2 separate regions of the Homo sapiens genome follow, and region 1 is linked to region 2. Evidence: read pairs that join two places in POLR2A ChIA-PET (ENCODE). Cell type or tissue: MCF 10A. All regions are shown on one strand. Each heading gives the region's core, and the rest is flanking DNA. Links, peaks and the distances in the headings are about the cores only.

The links. ChIA-PET counts read pairs that join two places held together with the same protein. Peaks named below come from ENCODE experiments on the same cell type or tissue, not always from the same donor. Only the 100,000 strongest peaks of a DNase experiment are listed, where the experiment ranks them.
Region 1: POLR2A ChIA-PET joins it to region 2 with 10 read pairs; 7 of 35 experiments call an interaction of 5 or more read pairs at or near these places.

Annotation. Positions count from the first base shown.
Region 1 is chr14:96,214,061-96,218,448 of GRCh38, reverse strand. All of the region lies in intron 1 of BDKRB2 (bradykinin receptor B2), which reads right to left. Among named protein-coding and RNA genes, the nearest start is that of BDKRB2, 11 kb to the right of the region's middle. In MCF 10A, for the core only: no CTCF peak of the experiment used is centred there; a DNase peak (open chromatin) is centred at 2,408.
Region 2 is chr14:96,266,944-96,271,331 of GRCh38, reverse strand. BDKRB1-AS1 (BDKRB1 antisense RNA 1) reads left to right here and starts at 2,752. Exons shown (of 2, transcript XR_007064322.1): 1 at 2,752-2,963. RefSeq lists an enhancer at 1,478-2,677. In MCF 10A, for the core only: no CTCF peak of the experiment used is centred there; DNase peaks (open chromatin) are centred at 2,131 and 3,721.

The DNA.
Region 1 (4,388 bases), core at 173-4,172, 53 kb after region 2:
CGAGGGGCTTATGGAGGTTTAGGTGAAGAGCCTTGGCTAAGGTCATCCCACTATGAAGTGGATGGGGATGTGGTAGAATTAGCACTTAGGGGTCTCAAGTGCAAAAGCGCTTTGTAAACCATCAAGGACCACAGACATGCTAGAGCCAAAGAAGTTGGAAAAATCTCACCATTTAGATATTTTTAGTCCAAGCTTAACAAGTAAGGAAACTAAACCTCTGAGAGGGAGGTGACCTGTCCAAAGTCATGCACGAGCATCTCAACCCTGCCCGTCTGCACTTTCCACAATCCCAGAGTGGCACTCATTCCTTAGTGGCAGCGGGCACTGCACTCGACAGCTCATGCCATGGTGGGTTTGCACGACAGTCCTTTCCCTGAGCCTCACGATTGTCCTGGAGGAACTTGTTATGCCCATTTACAGGTGAAGGAACTGAGGCTCAGCAAAGGGAAGTGATTTATCCCATCTCACAGGCTCGTAAGTGGGGACCTGGGTGACTCTGCATACAAAACCACCAGAGAGATGAAAAGAACCGAGAAAGAGCCGGGTTGATTGTGGTCAAAAGCGTAAGGCAGACCTGGTTGGAGGAGTCTGGAGCCTGGGGCTCAGAAGGGACTTAGGGATCGCTGCCTGATTTTTGGTCATCCAGCAGTTATAGGGCCGCCTCCTTAGAGCCTGGGGGCTTCCTGGATGCATAGCCTGTCCCTGCCTCGGGGCTCCCAAGACAGGTGCTCTGGCTGGCGCTACTGGGAGAGTGAGGAGGTGACAACAAGGTCTGGGATAGACCCCCAGCCCCCCACTTCACCTCTCTGAACCTGGGCTTCCTCATCTGCAAGATGGGGGACCCAGTTGTTATGGCAGTGAAATGAGGTAGTGCCACCAGACGCCTAGCCCAGGGGCTGGCATGGAGCCAGCGTCCATCTGGGACAGCTGCCCTCAGTGTTGCTATTGCTATGGTTATTTTTATTATTAGACTCAACAATATGCCTTTGAGCAGGTGGCTTTCACTCTTTGGGCCTCAGTTTCCCCATCTCTAGGGCAAAGGAGGATGATAAGATAGATTATTTTGTAAAATCCTTCCAGCTGTGACCGTCTGCGGTGACTAGCTTTCTTAAATCTGTTCATTCTGGTGCCAGGTGGGCCTCACCATTGTAGTGACTTCCTCTGAATACATACTGCAGTGTCAGTGTTTGCACATGCATGCACAGAGACACACATATGCTGTCCTTTTTCTTCACACTATCTCGATTGTCACACACCATCAGTCCCTTGAGCACAGAACAGGGTGTTTGCTTATCTGAATCTCTGGTCCTGGGGAAGCGCAGCTATCACTGAATGTTTGCTGAGCTGAGTTAGTTGCCTTTGGTAGTAGTTAGTTCCCTGTCACTAAAGGTATTCAAGTAAAGTCTAGGCAATGTTTCTGGTGAATTTGGACCAGGATTACTTAAATTCTATAGATTTAAGCCCTAGGGCTATGTATAGCTACCCCACTCAATGCCACAGCCCCTCACTCCTTGGGCTTTCTGGTTCAAGACACACATTTTACATTTGTAGGATGTGCCGATTGTATATCAGATGTGTGGGCCTAATTTTCCCATAATCTTCCAAACAGTGCTGTAGGATCTCCTCCTCCTCCTCCTCCTTCTTCTTCTCCTACTTCCTCCTCCTCCTCCTCCTCCTCCTTCCTCCTCCTCCTCCTCCTTCCTCCTCCTCCTCCTTCCTCCTCCTCCTTCCTCTTCCTCCTCCTTCCTCCTCCTTCCTCCTCCTCCTCCTTCTTCTTCCTCTTCTCCTCCTTCTTTCTTCCTCTTCTCTCTTCTTTTTCTTTTGTTGAAACAGGATCTTGCTCTGTTGCCCAGGCTGGAGTGCAGTGGTACAATTATAACTCACCATAGCCTCTACCCACCGGGTTCAAGCGATCCTCCCACCTCATCCTTCCAAGCAGCTGGGACCACAGCTCCTGCCACCACAGCTCACTAATTTTTAAATTTTTTTTTAAAGATGGGATCTTGCCCAGGCTTGTCTCGAACTCCTGGCCTCAAGTGACCCTCCTACCTTGGTCTACCAAAATGCTTCATTTACAGGCATGAGCTACCATGCCTGGCCTACTTCTTGCGGGGAGGTGGGAGGTACAGAAGAGTTCTGTTCCCTGTTATATAAAGGCCCACCCTCCAGGAACTGTGATTTGTAGCTCAGTTGGTAGGAGGGGTCTTGCAACCTGGCCCGAGGCAGTGACTAAGGCACAGGCTATATGTGGGGCCCTGGGGTTTGTCATCTCTGCTGCTAACAAAGGTGGAAAATTCCTACTTCCTGAGCTGAGATTGAGGATTCTGACATGCATGAGCTTGCCTACTTTCCTTGGTATTTCATTTTTGGAGCCAGAAACAAAATCCTCCCAGATGCTCTGCTTGGCTCCTGTGAGTCTGACCTGCAGGCCTGTGTCTGGCAGAGGGCACGCAACAGTGGCTCACCTCCCACTCGCACTGCGCAGGGGCTGACACAGGGAGAACGGGAGTCATAGCTCTGTGTCTGCGCTTACTGCAGTGCCCTTAACCTCTCTGAGTCTCAGTTTCCTTATCTGTAAGATGGGATAGATTATTGCTACTCAGTTTCCTTATCTGTAAGAAGGGATTGATTATTAGTAGATGCCGAATCAATGTTAGGGATGACTATTAATAAGAAATTGCATCTGATGAGATGCCAGCTCCTCTGTCTCCAAGGACCTGCCTTTTCTTCCTGTTTCTGATTCCTGCAGAAACTCCTGTAGCCAAGACAACATAAAAATAATCTAGTTTGCAAGTATTTAATGAGCCACTTACAGACTGTGAGAGGAAAGCAGATGGCAGCTTCCAATGTCTTCTCTGAATAGGGTCAGACAGGAGGAGAGGGTTTAGTGGCTCCCAAACCTGTCTCTAGATCATTTAATATTTGGATAATTCAGTGAAGAAAACCCAGAACCTTCAACCCCCTCCCTTTTTTTTTTGTTTGGCATTTTTGAAAATAATCAAAAGGACAGGAAAAGCTTTATGCACAGAGATGTTCCTCATCATGCAGAAGAAGGGTCACAGGAAACAACCTAAATGTTTAGGACCAGGCAGTTGGTTAAATACATGATCTTATATCCATTCAACAAATGTCAAGCAGACATGAAAAAAGGATGCTTCTAAGAGTTCACCAAAAATGAGAGAATGTTTCTGATAACATGTTAGGGGAACAAAAAGCTGGGTAACCAAATTGTACATACAACAAAGTTCAAAAGTTGAGAAGGCAAAATACCAAATTATTACTGGCGCTGGTTGTCTTTGAGCATGGGATCATAGGTTGCTTTTGGGTTTTCTTTACTGTTTGTCATGGTATCCAAGTTTTCTGTGAAGAACATATATTCCTTTGGCAATAAAAATATTTAAATAAGCCAAGTGTTTGGAATGAATTATGGGTTTATTTACGTAAAAAAGATAATCAGCCAATTTGTGCTTAAAGGAACTCTCTTAGGTCTACAGCTGCCCCCCTGGCAGCTCTGATGCATTCGCTGCTGCAGAAAAGCCTGAACCCAGCCTGATTTTTCTTGCTTTATGGATTGCCTGTCCCCGCCCCCACCAACTCCCCAACCTCCAGTCAATCTGGATGCTTATAGTATTTTCTTTTTCTCTTTTCCATTCAAAAGTGCTGTCAGATGTATTTAGGGGACACTGTCTCGTCTCACCCCTTTTCATAACCTGTGAGCCGGGCAAGGCACCATTGCATAGGTGAGGGCTTGGAGGCTGGAGAGATGAGGGACTGGGACTCAAACCACATTTCGGGATTTGGGGACATCTCCTGGCTGTGCCCTGAGGCCACCCCGACTCTGGCATGTGAGGCAAACCTGCTGTACAACGAAGGGGTCTGGACGAGGGAGTCTCACCAGGGGTGTTCAAATCCCAGCTCTGCCGGTCACTAAGGGAGGGACTGTAAGTGTGTGGCCTCCTGTCAGAGCCCAGGTCCCCGCTTGTGGGATAAGGAGCATTGTCCCCGGCAGGAGGGCTGTTGTGAGGATCCAGTGTGGTCATCCCTGGCACTCAGGAATCCTTCCTGTTGGTTCCCGTCCTCTCTCAGGAATGACAGTCGCCTCCTCTTTCCCCCAAATCCACAGATTGTTCTGTCAAGTGATGGGCCTGGGTGCCCTCACCTCCACCCCCTCAGCCACAGACACCACAGTCCAAACAGACTCCCGGAAGATATGGCCCAGACCACTTGCAGGGAAAGTCCCTGCGGCTGTACTCATCCTCATGGAAAACATGAGGACTGGCGGGGACTGGAGGGCAGGGAGTGAGGGGACATGCAGGGTGCCCCCGTCACAGGGCAGAGGGCTCTGACTGGGGCTTTTGGATCACCGCCCACCATGGGGAGGCCCAGGC
Region 2 (4,388 bases), core at 110-4,109:
CCTTTCCTTCTGGAACTCCTTGCAGCAGACTTCGTCACCCCATGACGAGACATCTCACACTGAGGAATGATCTCTTTTCTTTTCTGCCTCCCTTACATGCAGTGAGCTCCTCAAGGGTGAGTGTGCAGTAGATGCTTCCTGGATTCTTGTTGCAGCCTCCTGCCAAGAGATCCTGCAGCTTCGCTGGGCTCCTCCAGAGACCAGGAACCCACGTCATTGAGGGCCATCAGTTCTATCATGGGACAGCTCTGCCTGTCAAAGAGCCCATCCTTAAATTAAGACAGAAAGTGTTTCTCAGGATTTTTTTCTCTTTGGTCCCTTTGGGGTAACACTAAGTGCATTTGTTCCTCTCTCCACATAAGTCTTATCTTCTGTGGTAAGCCCTCTGCCGCCATGTGTCTGGAGGGTGTGCTGTTGCATCCTCTCACCAGTCTGATCCCTGTCTTTGGAATCAGCCAAGAGCTGGACACAATACTCCTAATGGACCCTGTCCAGTGCTAAATTAAGGGAATATGACCTTCCTCATTTTAGAGGCTATACTCCTTTGAATGCAGCTGAGAGCTGGCAGCTATTTTGGCAGCTACAGTACACTGAGCCCCTTGTTGACTGAAGCCCTGAAATGTCTTCCTCTCGTACTTGCTGGGTCCCAACCAATCCTTCCTGATAGTTTTCTGTCCCCTGAAGCTCCTGAAAAGTAGGCTTGGCTTCCTGTTTACTGCCTTAAACACAATCCTGGCCATAGGGAGTCTCTGCAATCATCATGGCCACTCAAATGAGAACCCTGGCACTCAGGCCTCTTCTCTGACCTCAGCCTGAGACTGAGACCTGTCACCAGGGCCCAGCGGGCATCTTGGGTCTGAACAGAGCCCTTCAGCAGGAGCCCTGCTTACTCGGTGACCTTGGACAAGTCTGCTTGTCTCTGGACCTTGGTTTCTTCATCTGTAAGGCAGAGTGGTTGAACTTAATGATGCATTCTTTTTAAGGTTTTTAGTAGATTTGCATACAGTGATAAGAAAGATGCCTTGTACTCATTCTTTTTTTTTTTTTTTTTCTGAGACAGGGTCTCACTTTATTGCCCAGGCTGGAGTGCAATGGCACAATCATGGCTCACTGCAGCCTTGAACCCTGGGCTCTACTGATTTTCCCACCACATTCTCCCAAGTACCTGATACTACAGGTGTGCACCCCCATGCCTGGCTAATTTTTGTATTTTTACTAGAGACAGGGTTTCACCATGTTGCCTGGGCTGGTCTTTGAACTCCTGGGCTCATGTGATCTGCCTGTCTCGGCCTCCCAAAGTGCTGGGATTATAGGCATGAGCACTGTGCCCGGCCCCATTATTCTTTACTCAGTTTCCCCCAATAGTAACATCTTACACAAGGATCGTGCCATATCACAACCAGGAGAGTGACACGGACACCATTTTTGGGATTTTATTCAGACTGTGCTTTGACATGCATTCATTTCAGTCATAGTTAAAGCCTCTTCTGCTCATAGGAGAAAATGGTTGTTGGTGCTTGCTGGGGTGGCGCTGTCCTGGTGTCTCACATACATCTCTGACCTTCCTCTTGTCCTTTCTCGCCTTTCCTTCCCTTTCTTTGCCCATTACCTCTTTCCAAAAAGGGAATAAGGCCGTCCTTTTGGGTCACTTAATTTTCACAACGACACAGTGAGGCACTGCTCTCCTCATTCCCATTTTACAGATGGGATGCCGAGTTTCGGTGGTCGGCCAGGCCCATGCGGTGGTGGAGTGAGGACTGGAACAGTGGCATGTGTGACTCAGAGACCTGGACCTCTGACCGGCTGCACTGTGCACTCTGCAGCCCCGCGGTGAGGCCCTTCTTGGGCAGGGGCCTGAGCTGGGGGTGGTCCGGGGAGGCAAGAGGATGCTGAGAAGGAATCAAGGGGGTCTGGAGAAAGGGGCTGGGCACAGGGAAAGAGAAGGGCAGGAAGGAGCTGAAGGTGCACAGAGGCCAGAGCGGAGCTCAGCCGGAGCCAAGGCTTGGATCAGCCCTGGTTGGATGCCCAGGCTCCTCGGAGCTGTGGTGGGAGCAGGGGTGGGGAGGAACACTTTCCAGGGCTGCTTCCGACCTGCTCCTCATCAAATTTGTGACTCATCTCCGGAGAGCAAGAGCCTGCCTGTGGCCATTGCAACATCAGGGAGTTTCCCCGAGGCTGGGATTTGGAGGGCCTTAGTGCCACCCACTCCCCATGATGGATTGGGGTGATGATGGGGCAGGGTGGGGGCAGTTTTCTTACCTTCCCACTGCAGAGAGCAGTGAAGGCCACATATGGCCCCTGATCACGCGGTTCTGGAGCCCAGGACAGACCCAGAGCTGGGAACGGATTGGAGTGAAACCTTGTTCTCTCTTTCTACTTGGCCCTTCTCAGGGAGAGAGTGGAAGCCCACATGGGTGCTGGAGCTGGGGATGCTGGAAGACTATTTGCTAATTCCTCCCTCCACCCCAGGTGTTAGCACCACAGGTGTGGCCTGGGCCTGGCCCCATATGGAACACGCCAGGTGAACCTATCAACCAGATCCATGGGAACTCAGATATATTACCTTTTCCCACAGCATCGATCCTTTTAGTCAAGGCAGAAATTTCTCCCTCTGTAAATGAATAACTGGCCTTCCCCACAGAAGGGCAACAGAATTCTACTGTACGGGTTTGCCAGTTTCTCTCCCACTGTGGGGCCATTTGCTGGGCTTCGGTAAACGTTACTTATGTGCGTCTCATAAATCAGGTGTCTGAGTTCTCAGGCTGTGGCTGCAGTCTACCATTGAATTACATCCCGTGAGCAATGTTGTCCGATTTCACCGGCCAGCACGTTCTTCTCGAGTGTGGGATTGGTTTTTGCAAGACCTCGAAAGGATTTTGATAAGCCACCTGCTTAAGGCCGGCTGAAAAAGAAGAAAGGAGGGCATATGTGGGTCAGCTCACTCGGAATAGAAGAGGAATCAGGTATTATTTTCCCTTTCCCACTCTCTATTCCTGCCTGTTCCTGCCTACTTTTGCCACTTTGCCACAGAGCCTTTGCCCAATGAATTCCTGCCTGGGGGCTTGGAAATCACATTGGTGTTGGAGTCAGATGAGTTGGGTGAATCCAGCCTCTGCAGTCTGAGCAGGCACTGCCTTCCTTAGCCTCCTCTTCCTCACCTAGAAAGTGGACATCCTGAAACAGACCTCACAAGGGAGTCAGGCGATTAAATGAGATGACTGAGCCTACTCCTGTGTGTGGCTGCTGAGTCGCACTGGGTGTGCTTGGGCAGGTCTTACTGCTCTCTGTTTCCTAGACTGTATGTGAAGGGATGGTCTGGATGAGGGGTTGCAAACTTAACCTCCCATAGCTTCCATGCGTGTGAACCTGATGGGAGGGCGCCCTGTTCACGGGGCCTCTGCTACACAGCACCAAAGAATTGGAGCCCCGGGGGGACCCTGGAAGGTCAACTCCAAGGGCCCAGGGATGTTCCTCTCTTTTGTTCACTGCCATATTTTCAGTGCCCAAAACAGTGTCTGACAAAGTAGATGCTTAATAAATATCTGCTGAATGAATGAAATTGAATCAGTGTTGCTGGATGTTCCAAACTTTCAAAAGAAACTGGAAAGCTGGCTCCCAATGGGGAGTTTCAGTACTGGTAACCAACTCAAGAGCCTGGGGGCTTGGAGTTTTAAAAAATACCATGTGGTTCAAATTAAACACATGTGCAGGCTGGATCTTGCCTGTTGGCTCAGCTCCAGGCCTTCTGACGACACTCTGCTCTCCAGGAAACCTGCAGGGGCTGGAACACTGATCACAGGGTTATCACTGATGAGGTCCTGGTGGCCCAGCCGCTGCCAGCCTCTCAAACCCTGTCTCCAGGCTCCAAGAACATGGCATTCTTTCCATTCCTGGAATGAATGAGTCTTTGCTGCTATTCTGTGAGGACCAGCCCTTCCCGTGCAGCTGTGGGGACTGCCATTCTCCCCATTCCCCCAAGTGTCTTGGAGTCCAGTCACTACACCCTCTCCCCCACTCCATGGAAACTGACCTTGGAATGGCCTCCTGGCCCACGGACTCTCTCCTCCCCAGGGCCTGACAATGTCCCGCCTGCCTGTGAGGGCCCAGGTAGGGCCCACCCACCACCTGACCTCTCCATTCTCTATGTTGTCTCCAACCTCCTTCTTCTTCCCTCTACTTCAGCCACCTGGTGCCAGGGATACACTTGGTCCTTGTCATCTCCTGAGATGGCTCTGCCTCTGGAATGTTCTACTCAAACATTCCTGCTCTGTGGCTATGCCTTCCTCTCTCTCTTTTAATGAGACAGGGTCTCACTCTGTCAGCCAGGCTGGAATGCAGTGGCACAATCTTGGCTCACTGCTTGTAGCCCTGACCTCCTGGGCTCAGAT